Regions from separate parts of the Mus musculus genome. Here all the other regions are linked to region 3. The links are chromatin loops, found by intact Hi-C in ENCODE. Cell type or tissue: left cerebral cortex. All regions are shown on one strand.

Region 1 (5,000 bases), 210 kb after region 3:
GTGAGAACAGCCAGCAAACCTGGCCTAGCAAGGTCAGAGACAGTGGGAGGAGGGCTGTGGAAACGTCTCCCTGGGTTCTAATCAAGAGAATGTTTCCCCCACATCACATTGCCTAAAATACCGCAGCGACCGCATCCAGCTCCCCCAGAGGGTAACTGCTACCAAGACAGACCTATTACGATACTCACCTCAAAATACTTCTTCTCAATTTCTGGATTTTTCCCCATTGTACGTTGTTCGTAACAACATATAATACAAGTTTCAGATCCACTGAGATCTTTTAATGTTTTCAGCAGTGGTTCCAAGGACTATTTAAAAAAAAAATACCATTTTCAGTTTATTACGTCAAGAGTTTCCTGTGATAGGAAAGGGTCAGGAGGTGAGTCAAACCATTCTAAACCAACAAAACAAAGCAAGGTTATCAAACAAGACTGGTAAACAACCCCTGACTACCAATAATTATACTGGTTTCTAGTTAAGTTGTACCATCACATCTTGCTAGACTTAAGTCTTACAAGTCTAATTTCACTTCATCTAAGTTAATGTGGTATTTAAACAATCAACTATTTATTCTACCAAAGCAAGCCTGACCCTAATGGTTTAAATTTAATTTTTGTTATTTTAATTATATGCACGTATTTGCCTGTGTCTAAGTATGTGCTAGTGCCTGCAGGGCCAGAAGAATTGATCTTCCTGGAGCTGGAGTTACAGGTGGCTGTGAACTGCCTGATGTGGGTACTGGGAACTGAACTTGGATCCTCTGGAAGAACTGTGTGTGCTCTTAACTGCTGACCCTTTTGATCATCAGTTGGCTCAAGGCATCAACTTAAAACTAAATACTGTCCAATACTGCATAAACTGATATGGGAAGAAAATCATTCCACAAGTCTAATAAAATGTTGTCACTGAGAATAACTAATTTTGGAGCGTCTCACTCTGTGCTGGCCTAGCATTCATGGCAATTGTGAGTGCTAGGATTCTAGGAGTGAGCCAACCTGCATTTTAATTAATTTCCAAAGTCACAGTTAGCAGTCAATGGGAAAAGAAAAACAAATGAACAAACAGACAAACAAACAGAAGGTATCTTAGTTTTCTAGAATATATGCAAATCGGAAAATCCTTTTAAATTTTTCCAAAAAGTCTCCAGTAGAATGCACGCAAGTTTTCTCAACCACCTCGCACAGGCAGGCCTGTATGCCTATCCTGAATTGTGCGAATGTGTTGCCTTTGATAGTTTAACTTCTCTTTACTGCCTCATCATCTATAGAACAAATATCCCACACCTGGAGGTGTTAAACCACGGAGAGCTGTGGGCTTTCGGACACACCAGTTCGACCACTACTCACCTCCTCATAGTATATACAGTCTGCCATCAATATGTAGTCTGGTGACATCAAGTCTTCTATGTCTTCACCCCTTAAAAATGTCAAACGTATGTCTTTAACTGATGCTCTGACGATTTAAAGTGTTCATTTTAGAAACGAGAAGCAGAAGGCTCCCCTCATATTAAGCAAGCGTTGTGTAAAATGCAATTTAAAGCCCATGTAAGCGATCGATTATCTTAAAAACAAGCTGAAAGGCCATACAAACCATTTCAGTACCTTGGCTTGAACAGAACCAGTCACAAGATGCTTGTTCATATCAATATTCATTTTCAGCAAGTCCTGCAGCTCTTCAAGATCAGTGACTATAACATCTGCCCTAAAAAAACAACCTCGTTGAGGTACAGGCGCAAGGCTGCACGCCGGTGACCTGATGCTGGGCGACCAGCGCCTTCCCGCCAGCTCTTACCCGAGGGTCGCAGCCATGAGCCCCACGGCCCCCGTGCCGGAGCCCAGCTCCAGCACCGAGCGCCGACTCAGCGCGTGGGCCCCGTCGCCAGAAAACCCCGGCGTCTCCAGGTATTTGGAAAGGACGATGGCGGCGTCCCACACAACGCAACCCACGCCCCCGGAGCCGTACTGCTGCAGCCGAAGCACTGTCCCATCCCGCTTCTCCAGAACCCGCACAAAGCTCCACAGCGGGTCCTCCACCTCCGGCTCCACGGCGGCCGCCATCCCTGCCCCGGCCCGCCGCAGGCTGCGGCACGCGGTAACGTCACGCCCACGCAGCACCCGTACCTCCCAGCGGCAGGGCGGCTGCCCAAGGCGCATGCGTGACTCTCAAAGTCCGCAGGAAGCAGCAGAACCTACCCAGGAGTGGCCCAGCTGCTGCTACAATGATAGGCACTTTAAGAAGCAAAGCGACCGACAGTGCTTATACATAGCTGGAGAACGGCTCACACAGAGCCGCTGGCGATAGATCTAGGCAGCTACCCAGGTCCTATCTAAAAATGGTTATATTCAAGAAGTTTTCCTACTGTGCTTCCTTTTCATATGAATGCATAAACGTGGTGGCTGGGAACGTGCTACTTGCTTTTAATGGTAAAGAAAAGTTAGTCCTTTTACATCCCACGGGGCCAAAAGATGGCCAGCAAGACCAAGGACTCACATAGTAGAAGGAGAGACCTGCAGGTTGGCCTGTCACATTGGATCTCTAGTATGAACACACACACACACACACACACACACACACACACACACACACGTAATAAACAGATGATAGCTATTCGTTCTTCTAGATTTTTTTCAGCTTTGTTGTTTTTTGTTTTTTTGTTTTCAGGATGGCCTCCTGTATCCCAAGTAGGTTCAAACTCTTCATACTCTTCACGTAGTCGAGTCGCCTTTAAGTCCAGATGCTTCCGTCTAACCTCCCAAGTTCTGCGATTACAGGTGCTCACCACTATTCCCAGCTTCTCCTTGCTCTTTGTGATGAAAAACAATATTGCAAATCTTTTACAAATTAAGACTGAGGTGATTTATTAATCTTGTTAAGAACTCTGATACAAAGCACAGTAAAAGGCCACAGACCAGTAGATAAACAACGTGGCTTTTGGCTACTTTACAATGGCTGCTACTGCACTATCAGCATAACATACATACCTTGATCACTTTGAATGATAGTATCCAAATGGCAAAGCTTTATCCTGATTAAAAAATTTAATAAAGCTTTTTAAAGTATTTTCTGTTTAAATATTACTAATCTGGAAAAACTTTTCAAAAATTTCAGTTAACACGAGATTAAAGACAGTTAATAGGTTTGACAATGGCAGTTGGTTCTTATGCCATAAGACACTTTTGTTCCAGACTTACAAATTAGTCAAATAGCAGATTGTATTATAGGCCTCAAGTCACTTACATTTATAGAGGTTATTAGCATTATCTTTAAATATATACAATATAAATAAACTGTACATATATGGCATATTAATTTTGTCTTCCCAAATAATAGGCAAATCATTAGCTAAACAATGATTAGCTAAACACCATACACTGCAAAACAAAAGGCACATCTTAATGAACACATGCCCTTCTTCTATAATCAGGTTATGTAGAACTGTTTATAATTTTAACAAAATAATAAACACAGTGCATTCTATTATTTCATTCTATTTTCCGTTTTTGTCTTCAGCAGCAAATACTGACATTTAAGACATGGTCTCAAAGAGTTTAAGAACAGTGGGTATTATTCCTAAGTCTCCTAGATGTAAAAACCAAACAAAATTAGAAGCTAGAAGACGGTCAGAGGGTTAAAACCCAGGACCACCACCCCATATCTTCTGCATCTGTGTAAGTTCATCACCCTAAAAAGGTATCTATCAGTCAGGCGTGAGAACGCCCTCGAGCGCTGGCTCCTCTCAGTGCCGTCTGCTAGCAGAGTCTACAGTGCAATACAGAGTCTTTATACTGGCCTAGGGCAGCACTGGGGAGCCGAGGAAGCAATGCTGCTGATCACCTGGGGGCTATGGTGAAGGGCTTTTGCATTTTAATATTTCAAATTCTTTCCTTCCTTCCTTTTCTCTCTTTTGTTTGTATTTTGACTTTTGAGACAAGGTTTTTTTGTGTAGCCCTGGCTGTCCTGGGACTTGCTCTGTAGACCAGGCTGCTCTCAAACCCTGAAGCCCACCTGCCCCTGCAACCAGGGTGCTGGGATTACAGCTGTGGGCCACTGCCATCCAACAAGTTTACTAATTCTTAAGAGCTTATTTAATCAGTAGCATTTCTGTAAAAAGTACTAAAATACTATGTCTTTTTGAATAAATTAAAAACCTTTACAAATACTATTCCAGTGTCAATGACTACATATGGCCAAGGTCATTGAGGAGTTTCTGCATTTTCCAGCAGAGGCAGTCTATACAGTGGCGGGTGGGAAAGCTCCCGTTTGTAAGTCTTTGGTGGCAGCTTTGGTAAGAGAGGGCTTGAATTCTGCCTTGGTGGGACAGGAGGAGCTGGAAGATGAGCAAGGCTGCTGTGACTGGAGCTGAGCAAGTGACAGCTGCGTGGAATCCGTGGAGAGGGCGTAGTGGGAGGAGTGCTTGGTGAGTTAGGACACGTGCTGACGTCTCTGAGCCAGTCTGGGTCTCTGTGAGGATGGCCCAGTGGAGGCGGCTGAAGATTAAATGGACAGTTTATAAAGTGTTCCGGAGGCCGAAGAGGAACTGGTGGAGGGGTATCAGGAAGAGGGTCTCTTGGAGGAGGTGGAGGTGGACTGGGCACAGGCCCATCAAATGTACCCATGAGGACAGGAACTCTTGGCTTTACCTTCGGAGGAGGGGGCTGTCTTGGTGGAATAGCAGGAGGGTCATCATCAGATTTCACAGCTCCCTAAACAGAACACAAAGGGATATGTATAGTCTCTTGGGAAATGTACAGGACAATTTAAAAAGACTGAAAACTCTTCTGTGAAAAGTTAAATCTGGAGGCTCAAATTAAATTAATGGGGTTTATTTATCAGGTTTCTAACTAAATTGCTTCCAATCAAATTCTAGGCTCAGTTTAAGATTTGGATATTTAAGATGTTATCCCTGAAACCTTAATACATAGAGCTCCATATTGTCTTGCTTTGCTTCCAACATTCCAGAAATGTATAAAACTTAATGCAACAGGTCAGTGAAAACAACA
Region 2 (5,000 bases), 200 kb after region 3:
TTTTAGGCTTAAACTTTGATTATTGAGGAGTGTTAAACGTGCTTTTCTTGTTTTCAGTTTTAGAAACTAGCATTCTATGTGAACTCTGTGCTCCGAGGGGATTCTTTTGAACTTGGGAGTGCTGGCCCTTTTATCTCAACTTGACTTGAGCTAGTCACAGAAGGAGCCTCAGCTGAGAAATTGCCTCCATATGGTATGGCTTTAAGCAAGCCTGTGGGGCATTTTCTTAGTGATTGATGTAGGGGGCCCACGCTTACTGTGGGTAGTGCCATCCTAGGGCTGGTGATAAGAAAGTTGGCTGAACAAGTTAGGAGGAGCAAGCCAGGAAGCAGCACCCCTCTGTGACTTTCTGCATCACTCCTGCCACAGGTTCCTGCCTGCTTTAGTTCCTGCTCTCACTGCCTTTGATGGTAGACTATGATATGGAAACAAAGTAGCATATGGGCATAGTGTTTCAACACTATGCAATGGATATGGTGACTAAGACAATTTGGGTAAAGTTTCTTATCCAGTCAGAGCATGTCAACAGCCGGCTATTTTGCACATGTGTAAGGAACAGGTTTTTGGAAGGCATTCTTTTGAGGAACAAGGTGGAAGGCTGAAGGTTGCTACATGGGGTCGCTGGTATAATACACACAAGTCTGGAAATGACTGCCAAGGCAGTGATGAGCCAGCACACAGACTGAAGCCCGTCCTGCAAAAGCCCGATTATCAGATGATTAAAAAGCTGAACTCAAGGTAATTCTTACTACAGAGCAGCTGTGAGGAGTGTGACAGACTGCAATTGGTGGCTTGTCGGAGCCTGAGAAAGTCTGTGGGCTCTCCGTATAGTCTGGCTTGACCTCAAGATGTCTAATCCTGTTCTGTAAGGAGGAAACGTCGGCGTTTTCAACCTTACGAATATTAAAAACATGAACCTATCATACATTAAAGTAACGTATCAGTAAAGATGTCAAAAATCAAGAGCTGTTTAATGTTTATAGTATTTTCATCAATGGGTTTAAAATCCTTCAAAAAACAGGCAGAGTGGGAGGCTCACGCCTTTAATCCCAGCACTCAGAAGGCAGAGACAGGATGGGTTCCTGTGAGTTTGAGGTCAGCCTGGGCTGCACAGGGATTTAAAAAAAAAAAAAAAAAGATTTACTGTTTTATGTATGTGAGTACACTGTTTTTAGACACACCAGAAGAGGGCACCAGATCCCATTACAGATGGTTGTGAGCCACCATGTGGTTGCTGGGAATTGAACTCAGGACCTCTGGAAGAGCAGTCGGTGCTCTTAACCGCTGAGCCATCTCTCCAGCCCCTGAAACTGTATTTCAAAAGGCCAGCGACTAAGATGTAACTTAGCTGTATAGTAATTGCCTAATGTGCACAAGGTTTAGTTATTAGTGGCACACACGCATACGTGCATACTCACATACACACACAAGCACACTTGAGGGACATAGCTCAGTGGTAGGCACTTACTTGCTCAGTGCACAAAAGGCTGGACGTTCAAAGCCCAGTACTGAAAAACAAAACAAAATGTTCACACGTCACATGCTATGTTTGTAAGTGAACAGTAATGGCTTCCCGTCACCTTTCTAAAATGGCTGACTCATTTAACTAACAGCACTGTGAACCAGTGTTCTCAACTTTTTCCTGCCTCAGCTGCCATTCCTCCATGATAGGGGAGGGACGTTGGCATGAATTCTATACGCTCAAAGGGATACCTGGATTACACAACGCAGCAGATAAAAGCAACTGGCATTGTGCAGGTTTCCCAGGTCCCCACCCGTATTTCCACTTTTGCTGTAGTGATGTTTACTGTTTGCCAGGTACTCCGGTGCACTGCGTAGAGCAAACAACTTAAACTCCCATGGGAACCTCTGCGGCCCATGATAAAACCATCCTCTATTTACATGAGGACAAGGCACAGCGTTTAAGGAACAAGATCACACAGACAGTAAAAGACAGGCTGTGGAATCAACTCTGGATGGTGCAGTCCTTGGGTTTCTGTCCCGACACACTTTATTCCAAAGGCACAGGGAGAAACCATTACCATACAGAGGACTTGTCCTAGCATATTGTACATACTAGTCACAGACTTCATCTTGTAATGAGTGACAGGGCCTCAGTGGCTGGGTGGTCTGTGTTCTGTGTCACGTGGGTCTTAAGGTTTTAACAACTTCACCTGCCTTTACCTGCCTGAGCCTTTACCGTGTTCCCACTCAGAACTGGGAAAAGGGAAACTCAGCTGTCCTATTACTTTCCCGTGGGATGTGGTTCACCCTAGGAGTACGTGATTGTGGGAGGGCCACTGACAGACAGCTTCAGTCTTCTGATGTGAAATCTGATCTTCTGTGGAAGAAGGCATGCCCATTTGGAGAACTAGTTAAAGCTGATTAGAAGTTTTAAGTCCGTAGAAGCCGCATGTCAGATATAAAGCTGAAGTTCACCTTGAACTTTATTTTTAGAACTGCACTAATTAGAACAAAGTTAGACTCGTAAAGGCCTCTTCCTTGCACAGACGGGAATCTACAGCAGAAAGGCCATTTACAAATCACAACATATGCAGCTTCGTGAGCCACATAGGTTGAACAGAATGAAACAGAAAGCTACACCAAAGACAACTTCCTGGGAAAGCCGTCTCACTCAGCTTCTGCCGTGTTTTCTCCAGCAAGGACCCTCCTAATGGGTAGACTAGTTCTGAAAATCAAATTTAATTAAAAATTTTTAAAATCTGAGGGCTGGCTGCAATTCAAAACCGAGTCTTTTCACAGCCACCTTACTAGACGCTGTTTAAAGACAAAGATGTGTAATGCCACCTACAGGGCACCTTTGGAACTACAGTCCTACTTCTATGTCCCACACTGGGTTAAAAAAAAAAAAAGGCAAACCCTTGCTCATCACATTTAGCCAGAAAGCGTGAGGAGGGGGCGAAAAGAAGCACAAGAAGACGCACCGCCATTCTGTCCTGCACTTAAATAATAATGTGGAATCAAAACCAACCCGGTGTCACCAACTATAATCCACAGACTGTTAGAAATGGGAGAAGAGTTAGGCAACCAGAGGGAGAAGGTGGAAGAGGCTCAAGTCACTGGTGAGGAGGCCTGCAATTTGCCTCTGAATTGTAGAATCCCTCCCCCAGCCTTCAGTTAACAGCGATTCTGGTTCCTAGAGTTGTTCCACAGGTTTTGAGGTTCAGCCCCTCATTCTGGGCAGGACAGGCCACTCTAACCAGAGCACTTCTCTTCCCTTCTCTCGCCCTCCCTGCTGGGAGGTAGTAGACACGGGTTTCTTTATGGTGGTGATTCTCAATTTAGGAAACATTAAAGCTATTTGGAGTCCTTCAGTACCACCACCACACCTCCTGTTTACTCCGGCTAGAATGAAGCTTGACCTTAGCATAGTGCTTGGCTTCTGCTAGCTTCCAATTTTCCAAGTGACCACACAGTCTGGTTGAAGAAACAGTCCCTACAAAGCTAGGAAGTTACAGGTTCTAGGACAGCTAGGGCTACACAGAGAAACTGTCTCCAAACACCAAAACGAAACAAAAATCCCCAAACTTAAAGCCAAAACAAACACAAACCAGTTTGGGGCTGCAATCTCTTTCCAGGTGACGTCCACCTACTCCCTGGTAAGTGGTGCTAGGCCCCGCAGCCCACAGCAACAAACCCTGCTTGCTCAAGAGGACCCCAACTCATCTCTAGCATTTCCCTGACACACTGGTAATTACTTGAAGCTGGGCAGTTGGTATACTGGTTGATGCCCAGCTAGAGGCATGACCTCACTCATCTCTTGCACCTATTTGTTTTTGAGATATGGCCATGTGTTCCTATGTGTCCCAGAATGGCCTTGAACCCATGATCCTGCCTCCACCTTCCAGGTGTGTGCTGTGCAGCTCCCCTTGGACGTACACATCGATGCTGAGCCTTCCAGCCCCCAGCTCACAGATCGATTCCCAGGTTGGCAGGTCCATCTACCCTCTGCTTCAGGGCTAACAGCAGCCGTCCTGCCCCAAGCCCTGGTCTAAACCAGCCAAGCCTCTCCCTGAGCAACACAAGCCTAAGCAGAGATACTGGCTTCCCCTTCAGCGGATGAGTTACTCCTTAGGCCCTTCTTCCAGGGGGGTCTCAACTACAGGGCTTTGCTCACCAAAAGGCCTACATGTGCCCAACACTGAACTCCTCCAAAGCAGGGCTTCTCCCAGGCTCCTGTGTGGGAAGCAGTTGGCACTGAGGGTGCCCTTTAGTTAATTAAGTCCTGCAGTAGAGCTCAGTGCTGGCCTCACTCCACAACTGGGAGTTTTAATTTCCCGCTTCATTCTGTTACAAATTCCGTCCCTCCCCAAGGTCAGGTTCCCAGAGGCAGTGATTGTGGAAGGACAGGTTCAGGAGTGGGTCTAGCTAGCAGGGAGGAGGGGAGGCAAGCAGGGTGTGGTCCCCAGGAAACTGGTACTAAGCTGCTCTGTGGGTTAAGCCAGCTGGACTTCATATGAAAGGAAGTCTGGGATCGTGGGAAGGGTGTGAGAATCTGAGGGGTCTAAGGTCAGTGTTCACTCCAGCCCCATGTTATGGAGCGAGCTGTGTACGAGCTACTGCACGCAAAGCTGCACACACTCAGCCTGTCTGCCTGGGGCAAACTGCTCCACGAGGTGCCATGCACGGACACAGTATTCTGAAAATCTAACAGCAAGCAAGCTTTAAAGGCTGAAGAAAGCTCCCAAGAAAGAATCGCTCCAAACTGACTCTTGTCTTCAAGTCTCTAAATGGAGTCGCTCTTGCTTTCTGGAAAGCAGTTGTTTGTTATAAATGTTCATCTCATCAGAGACGTCTTGGAAGCAGAGTCACAAGGTTTCAAAAACGGTGTTTATTTCAGCACATACAACGTGCCATCTAGCACCGACTGTAAACTCCAGAATACATCTGGTTACTACTTTTTGGATCTGGTGGTGGTGCTCAAGACTGACACAGTAGACTATGTGAGCAGGTGATTATTGGAACAACAAAAAAGTTGG
Region 3 (5,000 bases):
TAGACCAGGCTGGCCTCGAACTCAGAAATCCGCCCACCTCTGCCCCCCAAGTGCTGAGATTAAAGGCGTGCGCCACCACACCCAGCTAACTTTGGAAGTTTGAATGTCTCATATTTCAAATCCTGGAACACCACACCAATCAGCTTACTCACAGGAATCCTATGGAACACCGAGGTAGGAGAGTGATTTATTTGCTCATTTTCCTCTTTCCTTACTCTTCATTTGGGAATAAGTCCAAATATGAGAGGTTAAAACGGTTGCTGTATATCAACATGAGTTTCAGTCATGGTCTGCCACTTTTTGACCATGGAATACATTTTGTCTCAAGATCCATGTCATGAAAATTAGTCAGTTTTTGCCCTGAACGTCTTCAGTAACTAGCTTAAATTTTCTTTTCTTTTTTTTTTAAAGATTTATTTATTTTTATTTATATGAGTACACTGCAGCTGTCTTCAGACACACATTAGAAGAGTGCACTGGATCCCATTACAGATGGTTGTGAGCCACCATGTGGTTGCTGATTTGAACTCAGGACCTCTAGAAGAGCAGTCAGTGCTCTTAACCGCTGAGCCATCTCTCCAGCCCTAGCTTAAAATTTCTAAATGAAACTTCATCATTCTGTAGATCTTCAAGGCTCACTTCAAACGTAGGACTCTTGAGCAGATACAGTTTTGGATCCTTGAGTCCCTTGTGACCGTCGTTTTCCCAATGTTTTTAATACTAGCTGGAACTTTCATATCACACCAGTCTTTCTTAGAAAATCGGTCAACCTTTCACCACACGCTTGCTCTTGCCTGCCAAGGTACTCCTTAGAGAGCCATTTTATATGCAGCTAACAGTTGAAAGGGGAGGGAGAGGCAGGTTGTAAGTGGTGGAGCCACTGGTCAGGTGCCATGTTCCCATAAACAACACTAAGGAAATCACTGTGTCTCAAAAATGTAAAAGAAAAAAAAAAAGGCATGAAAGTAGAAGGGGCTACTAAAAAGGAAGTCAGTGAAAGGGAGCAAGGGAAGGTGACAGAGGGGGAGAATAACTGAAAAACATTATATACACATTTGAGGGCAAAATGATTATGTACAATTAATATAATAGAAACATCAAATAAAAATTATTCTCTAGAAGGGGTCAAGAAAATAAGATGTTTCATCTGTGGTATGGTTTAATAGTTGCCTAAATTATTACTATTTGGAAGTGTTTGGAATATTTTAAAATTTACCTTTTTTTTTTTTTGAGCTAGGACCTCACTTTGTAACCTTGACTTGGCCTGGAGCTCAATATGTACACCAGGTTGGCCTCAATCTCAGAGATATTCATCAATCTCTGTCTCTCCAGTGCGGGGGTTAAAGGCATACACCACCTTGAATGTCTTTAAATTACATTTTGCTTGGTGTCCTCCAAGTCAGGGTGGGTGACAAGTGCTTTAATCACTGAGCAGTATCAACCAGCCCCAAACTGACCTATTTTTTTTAAAGCATGGCATAGAGAGTTTAATTCTTACTATTGGCGACTAGTTTCTGACTATTGCTATTTGTTTTGTACTATAATTATTCTTTAATCATTTATTATTGGGGCTGGGAAGATGGCTTGGTGCATTAAAAAGCACTTGCTTTGTAAGCAGTAAGTTCCAGAGTTCGAATCTTCAGTCAAGTAAAAAGCCTGCTGTGGTTTCAAATACCTGTTGCTCCATTGGGTCACCCCTGTCCTGGGAGGTGGAGGCTGGAGAATAATTTCAGATAACCCTGAGCGACTGTGAGGCCAGTACTTGTTAAATAGAGTGGCACACTCTCTAGCCTAGACTGACCTAGAATTACAGCGACCCTCTCTGCCTCAGTCTCATCACTTCTGGTACAGGTGTGAGCTGTACCAGATGACTTCCTTTTTTTTTTTTTTTAATTATAAAATAAAAACAGTATATTATCATATGCTGTTGTAGCAACTTCCTTGAACTTAAGTTTTCTCCCCGTGTTTATTTTTATTAAAAATTTCACCTTACTTTAACCTTAACACTATCCGTTTAATACAAAAAGGTTTCCTGGTCCAGCAAGATGGCTTAGTAGGTAAAAGCGTCGGGCGCCAAGCTTGACTTGATACCTGGGACCCACATGAAGAAAGGGGAGAACTGACTTTGGTTGTCCTCTGACCTCTCTCCGTGCGTACGCACACTAAATGAAAAAAAGTATTTGAAAATAAGAACAAAACCCAAAGAGTTTCCTTATAGTACGTGGAGAGCAGAAGTCAATTCAAGGGAGTTGGTTCTCTCCTTCCTGGGGAACGAAGGCGGGTCCGCCCTCTCGGTGGCAGGCTTTACCCACAGTCATCTCGTCGGCCCTGATAGTCTGTTTCTTAAGAAATGCGGGCGGTTCAGACCAGACTTATAAAGAACGAGTTTAAACTTTCAAAGGCAGGGCTTAGGGGCAGACCCAACTCGAGTACAAAAAGTGCGGGCTACTTTGGCGGATTCTATGGAACACTGGCCTCCCACGTGTCTTCCAGGAAACTGAAGGAAGGCTGGGGAGAGCGGGAGGGGCTTCGCGCAGGGGGTCCGGGAGCGAGCCTGGGAAGCGTGGCTGGGGCGCCGGTCCTAAGGGCCGACGAAGCCCGCCCTCGGTGGATCCGTGCCCCGCCTTCGAGTGGCGGAGAAGGAGACCCGCGGAGACCCCGGGTAGAGCGACAGGTGGGCACACGGCCAGCCCCACGCCAGCAGGTTCCGCGAGGCGCCGGCGTTGAGCCCCGGGAGCCGCCGTAGCCCCGCCCCCCGGCGCGTGGCGCTCGTGACGTCGAGAGCGCGGGCCACTCTCCTTTCAGAGGTCGCGCTCTTCCGAACGGTCGGGCCGAGGCGCGCGTGCGCAGTTGGGAGGGGAAGTGAGGCGGTTTCCTCGGCGCCTTTTCCGGCAGCGGCGGCGGCGGCAGCAGAGCTAGGAGGAGGAGGTGGAGGCCGGAGGGAACCCGCGCTCGGGGCGGCGGCTGGAGGTAACCTCAAGGGCCGAGCCCGAAAGGCGGGCCGCGTCGGTCTGGGCGCCCCCTCGGAGGCCCGGCGGTAACTCCCTTCTCCCTCTCTGTGTCCCTGCAGGCGAGCACCCGCGAGTTCCCGCGAGGATCCATGACCTGACCGGGCGCCGAGCCGCGCTCGTCGTCGGGGTGGTGACCGGGGTCGGTGCCGAGTCCGGTGCTCGCAGGCCGGCAGGCCGGCCGCAGTTGGAGCCGGCGCGTGCCGAGGCGGCGGAGGAGCTGTCGGCGGCGCTTGCTCGCTCGCTCGTTCGCGCGGCGCCTGCGGGGGGGAAGGGCAGTTCCGGGCCGGCCGCGCCTCGCCTCGCCTCGCTTGAGCAGGGCGGCGGCTCTCCCGGCGCAGACGCAGGGCCCCGGCGGCGGGCGATGCCCGAGTGAGCGCAGGCCGGGCCCCTGCTCCCCTAGCCGGCAGCTTCGCGCAGGCCGCAGGGCGTCCTCGCAGCGGGGCGGCGACGTTTCGGGCTCGCGGCGGCGTTGTAGGCTTGAGGGGACCCGGGACACCTGAATGCCCCCGGCCCCGGCTCTTCCGACGCGATGGGGAAGGTGCTATCCAAGATCTTCGGGAACAAGGAAATGCGGATCCTCATGCTGGGCCTGGACGCAGCCGGCAAGACAACGATCCTGTACAAGTTGAAGCTGGGCCAATCGGTGACCACCATCCCCACGGTGGGCTTCAACGTGGAGACGGTGACTTACAAAAACGTCAAGTTCAACGTGTGGGATGTGGGCGGCCAGGACAAGATCCGGCCGCTCTGGCGGCATTACTACACCGGGACCCAGGGTCTGATCTTCGTGGTAGACTGCGCCGACCGCGACCGCATCGACGAGGCCCGCCAGGAGCTGCACCGCATTATCAATGACCGGGAGATGAGGGACGCCATCATCCTCATCTTCGCCAACAAGCAGGACCTGCCCGATGCCATGAAACCCCATGAGATCCAGGAGAAACTGGGCCTGACCCGGATTCGGGACAGGAACTGGTATGTGCAGCCCTCCTGTGCCACCTCCGGGGACGGACTCTATGAGGGGCTCACATGGTTAACCTCTAACTACAAATCCTAATGAGCGTCCTCCACCCAGCCCCCGGAAGGAGAGAAATCCAAAACCCATTCCTAGGATTATCGCCACCTCCATCACCTCTTTGAATTGCCACTCTCTTTTTGAATCTGAACTCTGGAGTTACTGTTCTACAGTTTAGTGGGGTTGGGGGTTTTCTTTGTTTCCTTTTTTTTTTTTTTTTCCCTCTTGGCTTTGCGTTAGGATGCTCTGATCTGACATTTGACACGAATACAGTGCTAGATGCCTTGTGACTTCCAGCAAACGGGGTGGGGTAATAGCAACTCTTGGTAAAGTCCTTTATAATAATGGTTTGATTTTTTTATTTCGAGAGAATCTTCCCCCCCATGTATGCTTTTTTTCCTTTTTGCCCAGGTTCTTATCACTTGCTGTAGATGGCTTATTTTGCATTCATGCAGACTATGTTCCAAGTCTGTTTCATCTAGTAAACTGAAAATTATTGCTTAATCAAACTGCCGTTTGTCTTTTATATTTAAGGCCTCCCCCCCCTTCCTCCTTAGCGCTAACTTTAGCAGTTTCAAATGTGACCTTTTATAGCCAAGACCAGTATGGTGAACTAAGCCCACAGTGGCAAGATAATGAGTAATAGCAGTGTAATGTTCCAGTTGCACATGAGTGTGTCAGACAGGTAATGTCAGGAGCCCCTGGCAGTGTCAGCCATTAACGTGCATGAGGAGGAGTACAGCTCGAGCTCCCTTCACCCTAGCTAACTGCCGCCTAGAACAAGCAGCGCAGCCTGTAAAGCCTACAGGTCTCTTCCACTGCAAAGTTAGCAACTTCGCTGTTTCCCTCTTCTTACCTTTAAAAATACTCTTTCCAGAAAATGGAGCAATAATGGTGTATGCCTCACACAGATGAAATATTTGTAGATATTTTAAAGTGACTTTTGGACAAAACTGGAATGTTACCTTGTTTCA
Region 4 (5,000 bases), 90 kb after region 3:
AGGCCTGAGGACAGAGTACAGGTCCCAGCACTTACATGAGAGCTGGGTTGTGCAGTCACGACTCCGGTATAAGGAGGACTGAGGCAAAAGGATCACTGGAACTTGTGGGTTACCAGGTAGAAAAAAATGGGAGCCCAAGTTCAATGACAATAACCTGCCTCACGGGAATGGGGTAGAGAGTGATAAAGCAGGACACCTAATGCTCATACATGTGTGCCATACACACATACACCACACACACATATATGATATACACATATACAACACACACAATACACACAAACACACACATACACCACACACACATATATGATATACACATATACAACATACACAGTACACACAAACACACACATATACCACACACATATATGATATACACATATACAACACACACAATACACACAAACACACACATATATGATATACACATATACAACATACACAATACACACAAACACACACATACACCACACACATATCATATACACATATACAACATACACAATACACACAAACACACACATATACAACATACACAACACACAGAAACACACACATACATCACACACAAACACCACATACATATACAACATACACAACACACAGAAACAAACACATACACCGCACACAAACACATACATACACCACAATACATGCATCACACACATGTACAACATTCACAACACATACAAAAAGGCACATACACCCCCACTCACAACTATACACCACACACATACACATATACCACACTTAAACATATGTCACACAAATATACACACACATATATATATACTATACAAACATGTTACATACTTCATATACACACATCTACAACACACATTAAACACACACTCATATATGTATATATATGTGTGTATATACATACATAAAGCACATATTTATATGCCCCCATACACATATGCACCCACACATTCATCACACACATATATAACACATATAACAGATTCACACATACACATATATGCATATTTATACACATATACACCACACAGAGAGAGACAGACACACAGAGATACACACACACACACACACACACACACACACACACACACACCAGCATGTTGGTAGCAGTCCATCTAGCCATGACCACCCCAGGAGTGCAGCAGACGGGCCTTTAAGAGTACTTGCCTAAGCAGTGGCTACTTCAAAGGCAATGAACCCTGAGCTAATGGACCCCACATCTTACCCAGACTGCAGACAGGTCTGCCCTTTGCTCTGGAGGAAAATGTTATCTGTTTTCCAAGGTTCCAAGCAAGACCTCCTCTTGCTTTGGAGACGTGGTAAGTTTATCTTCCAAGGCTGTGTACCACCCACACATCCTTGGAAAGACAGTCACATGACAGGTCAGTGTCTTTGGTTACCAGTAATACAGAATTGTGAGAGTGTACAGAATTGTCTCCAGGATCCCTCTTTTCGGGGACTTCTGTGTATTTTTGGTCAGAACTATCTCATGGTCTGTCTTAAACTGAAAGAGAGGCCCTGAAACTGATTGCATCTGGGCCAGTGGCTGCTGCATACAGTTGTAGTTCTGTTTTCCAGGAGGCAAATGAAAATGGAGCATCCTTGGAGCAAGGCCAGTTCTGTGCCCAAGGGTTTTCCATCTGCGTGATCAAAATAAAATAAAATGATAAAATAAAATGATAAAATAAAATGATAAGATAAAATAAAATTATGGTTTATTGATTTGTCTAGAAGTCTAGAAGTAATGCACAACTCAGACATAAAATGTGTGCTTTGGGTCCCAAACAAGTAGCGTTTTATTGGTTTTGAATAAGTTACTTGAATCCATTTAAGTGTGGTGTACAATTTCAAAGCTATAGCTGACTAAAATCTAACTGTACAGCTCACAATGGGAGAATATTGGCTAGTGTAGGCAAGACCACAGGTTCAAACCTTAGGAAGTGGCAGAGGCAATTTATGCGGGCTGTGTGTGTGTGTGTGTGTGTGTTCGATTATCTATTTTTGATGTTTTTGGGATGAGGTCTCCCTGTCTCCCCATGTAGCCAGGGCAGGTAGTGACATACTGCCGTGCTGCCTCAGCCACCTGAGCTGGGATTATAGGTCTGTACTTACTATCTTACTTGGCTTGGCCTTTGTAATCAAGACAAATTCTGTCATGAACGTCAGCCCCTCCCCCTTTTAATATCTATAGCTTTAAAAACACACTCCCCCTGTGAAAAGATAGGTGTTTGGGAAGAGATTTATAAATATGCCTTTTCTGGTATTTATTTTAAGAGTATTTTTTCACCTCATGACAGTCACTTGAGGCTCACAACGTTCCCACGGTAACCACTTTTGCCCCCTCCCTCCCCCTCAAAAAACCTGCTGGTTGCTGGCAAATATTAAATCTTTTACCATCCGCAACACCTTTGACTAGAGTTGGCTCCCCATGTAAAGGGCTTCCTGTTCAGGCACAGGCCACGCCCAGCACCGTGAGACCCTACTCAGTGGACTGCTGGTTCTAGGGAGGAGATGGAGAAGTGAGGACGCTATGGGGGAACCTGACTCCGCCTACATAGTATGGTTCATTTCTCCAGCAAACGCCTTTGTTTTCTTTTCAACAGCGCGGAGAGCTCGGGAAGCGATCCCGTGCCAACGTGGAAGGGGAGGGGTGGGGTCGAGACTGAGCATGCCTTTCCCAGAGGCACGGAAGTTGGCAAATAACTTTCAGACACTCGGCTCCACGATTTTGAAATACAAATGCTCCTCTCCTGGAAGGGAGGGAAAGTTTTGAATCGGGAACTTGGTTGATTCAAATCTGAATCCCAAAGCATCATGGGAGTAATGGGTAGGAGAGCCGGCTAGGAGCAAGGAGTGTTTGCTTCTCTTCTGCGTTAATGAGGAGTTGTGTTGTCAGCAAGGTTTTTGTGTGTGAGACGGAGGGGTGGTGGTGGTGGTGGTGGTGGTGGTGAAGGCTTGTTAGAGAGAGCAACTTTGAAAATTTAATTTTCCTTGCCAGTGACTAATGGGCCGTTTGCAATGTGCATGAAATTACATTCTGAACAGCCGAGAGCAGCCAACGTGAGGCCTCTGCAGAGAGAATTTGGCATCCATCTATCACTTCCATGTGAGACAATCTGGAGGCTCTTGCATTATTCTCTGCTGTAACCAAGAAAACAAACAAAAGCCTTGCGCCGCCTCACTGAGCAACAGTCGGTCACTGGAAAGGAACTAGAACCAAGAGACCATACCTTACATTTTGTTCACGTGTTTCTGAAGCCCGGGTGCTCATCGGGAGTCCACCATTCGATTAAAACTTAACCAAGTCAGCTCAGAGGTTGTGTAATTAAAAGACTCTGCACACAGGCAGTCCCATCTCCTGATGTCTTAAGGGTTTTGAACAGAATAAAGGGATTCCAGGACATTTTCTCATCTTTGTCCTGTGTTTGCAGAGGCGTGTGTTTTCCTGAGATGGAAATCTAGGAGACAGCACAGTAGGAGAAATCCTTCATTTGTCCCCATAGACAATCTTCAAGGAGTGCTGGCCACCCACATGCTAGGTGCTGTTCATTCGCTAGGATTTTTCCAAATAAGATTTGACAGGGCCCTCGCGCCCCTTCTCGGGAGGTAAATGCAACAATTGAAACAGAGAGGTTGAGTGACTTGTACAATATCACACAGCTGGTTACCGAGGACCACACTATGTAAAAATGACACCTAGAGTTCCTCTAGTTTTGTGGCTCAGGAGTCCCTGAGCAAAATCCTACAGCATAAAGGAGAGAGATACTCAGGCTGAGGCAAAGGGAAAGGGGCCTCTTAAGGCACGGGCAGTGTTTCTAAGGGCGGTGAACAGTCTCCTTAGAGATGTGTTGACAGGCTCCTAGCCTTAGCTGTCTATCCTATCCAGGCTTTCTTTGCTGTTAGGGTCACCTATTCCCCATCTCCACTGGGATGACTACAGCCACAGGGAGAAGCCCCAGCTGCAGAGAAAGCCAGAGAAAGCCAGAGAAACCTGGCTGATCTTCTCTCCTGGTACCAAGGCAGAAGAGGGAACCGTTCTCCTTCAAATGACCTTTGTGAGGTTAAGTCCTTTTTTTTTTTTTTTTTTTTTTTTTTTTTTGATTTTAGAGACAGGGTTTCTCTGTGTAGCCCTGGCTGTCCTGGAACTCACTTTATAGACCAGGCTGGCCTCGAACTCAGAGATCCGCCTGCCTCTGCCTCCCGAGTGCTGGGATTAAAGGCGTGCGCCAAGTCCTGTATGTTTGGGCATCTGTGCTTCCTAATTCGCTCAGGCTCCAAAAGGACTCAGTTCCCCCAATGCCCCTGCATTCTGGTCCTGGGGCCAGTGTTCCTTTTCTGCAAGGCTCTAATTGTACCAACAGTGATGATGTCTGAATACATAGCGCATTATCAGCAAGAAGCGCCCCTAGCTTATACAGCCTGCTTTCCCCCTGGAATGGAGTTCTGTTTAATCCAGACAATGTGTTTGGAACTGAAATATGATTGTTCATTGTTGAAAATTAGAAAGCCCAGGCTGTCCCCTTCCTCTGGAGTTTCTTTACCTGCCCCTCATACTGTAACAATGTCAACCTTCTCATTATTTATTCTTTGGTTATTAAAACCAAGACAAGGATCTGTGATCCCTACCACCACCAAGGGAACTGTATTGGCTCAGGACCCCCAAGACCAAGTTCTCAGCCCAAAGGAGATTTATTTGCCTCAGAGGGACAAAGGGCAGAGAATAAGAGACAAAGACAGGAGATAGAGGATGATAGAGAAGGGGAAGGGAACAGGGGTGGGGGGGGAGATATTTGTCTCGTAGTGGGACAAAGGACTGTGTCTGGATAGAGAGGAGACCGATGTGGTCAGTAGGTGAATGGCAGTTTATACAGGTACAAGGGAAAAACCCATGTAAGGTGAGATGTTTAATTTTAATTGGGCATGTTAATTAGGTGAGCCAAGGGGGGGCTTTGGTTGCTGGACTTGAATACTTTGATAGTTGGACATTTGTAGTTAGCTCAGGAGGAGGAAGTGGC

What was found. Peaks named below come from ENCODE experiments on the same cell type or tissue, not always from the same donor. Only the 100,000 strongest peaks of a DNase experiment are listed, where the experiment ranks them.
Region 1: it touches region 3 in a loop (3-fold over the local background); 26 of 42 quality-filtered maps call a loop at or near these places.
Region 2: a loop joins it to region 3, with 4 times the contacts of the local background. A loop is called at or near these places in 28 of 42 quality-filtered maps.
Region 4: a loop joins it to region 3, with 2.7 times the contacts of the local background. A loop is called at or near these places in 16 of 42 quality-filtered maps.

The regions. Positions count from the first base shown.
Region 1 is chr12:69,580,930-69,585,929 of GRCm38, forward strand. Vcpkmt (valosin containing protein lysine (K) methyltransferase) reads right to left here and starts at 2,088. Exons shown (of 6, transcript NM_001033236.3): 1 at 1,792-2,088; 2 at 1,591-1,701; 3 at 1,347-1,416; 4 at 189-308. The coding sequence starts at 2,057. It overlaps Sos2 (SOS Ras/Rho guanine nucleotide exchange factor 2), which reads right to left. Exons shown (of 23, transcript NM_001135559.1): 23 at 2,832-4,703. The coding sequence ends at 4,194. In left cerebral cortex, a CTCF peak has its summit at 2,801; DNase peaks (open chromatin) are centred at 717, 1,411 and 2,130; H3K4me3 peaks cover 2,510 bases; H3K27ac peaks cover 1,148 bases.
Region 2 is chr12:69,571,898-69,576,897 of GRCm38, forward strand. It overlaps Vcpkmt (valosin containing protein lysine (K) methyltransferase), which reads right to left. Exons shown (of 6, transcript NM_001033236.3): 6 at 4,838-5,000. Among named protein-coding and RNA genes, the nearest start is that of Vcpkmt, 8.6 kb to the right of the region's middle. In left cerebral cortex, CTCF peaks have their summits at 1,195 (motif pointing right) and 2,810 (motif pointing left); a DNase peak (open chromatin) is centred at 2,803; H3K4me3 peaks cover 414 bases; H3K27ac peaks cover 412 bases.
Region 3 is chr12:69,369,254-69,374,253 of GRCm38, forward strand. It overlaps Arf6 (ADP-ribosylation factor 6), which reads left to right and starts at 2,897. Exons shown (of 2, transcript NM_007481.3): 1 at 2,897-2,970; 2 at 3,071-5,000. The coding sequence starts at 3,541. The coding sequence ends at 4,068. It also overlaps the pseudogene Gm18113. In left cerebral cortex, a CTCF peak has its summit at 2,299; DNase peaks (open chromatin) are centred at 2,495, 2,801 and 3,711; H3K4me3 peaks cover 3,101 bases; H3K27ac peaks cover 2,041 bases.
Region 4 is chr12:69,459,514-69,464,513 of GRCm38, forward strand. It overlaps Gm40434 (a long non-coding RNA gene), which reads left to right and starts at 2,283. Exons shown (of 2, transcript XR_872790.2): 1 at 2,283-2,542; 2 at 2,984-3,333. In left cerebral cortex, no CTCF peak of the experiment used is centred here; DNase peaks (open chromatin) are centred at 2,651 and 2,950; H3K4me3 peaks cover 526 bases; H3K27ac peaks cover 380 bases.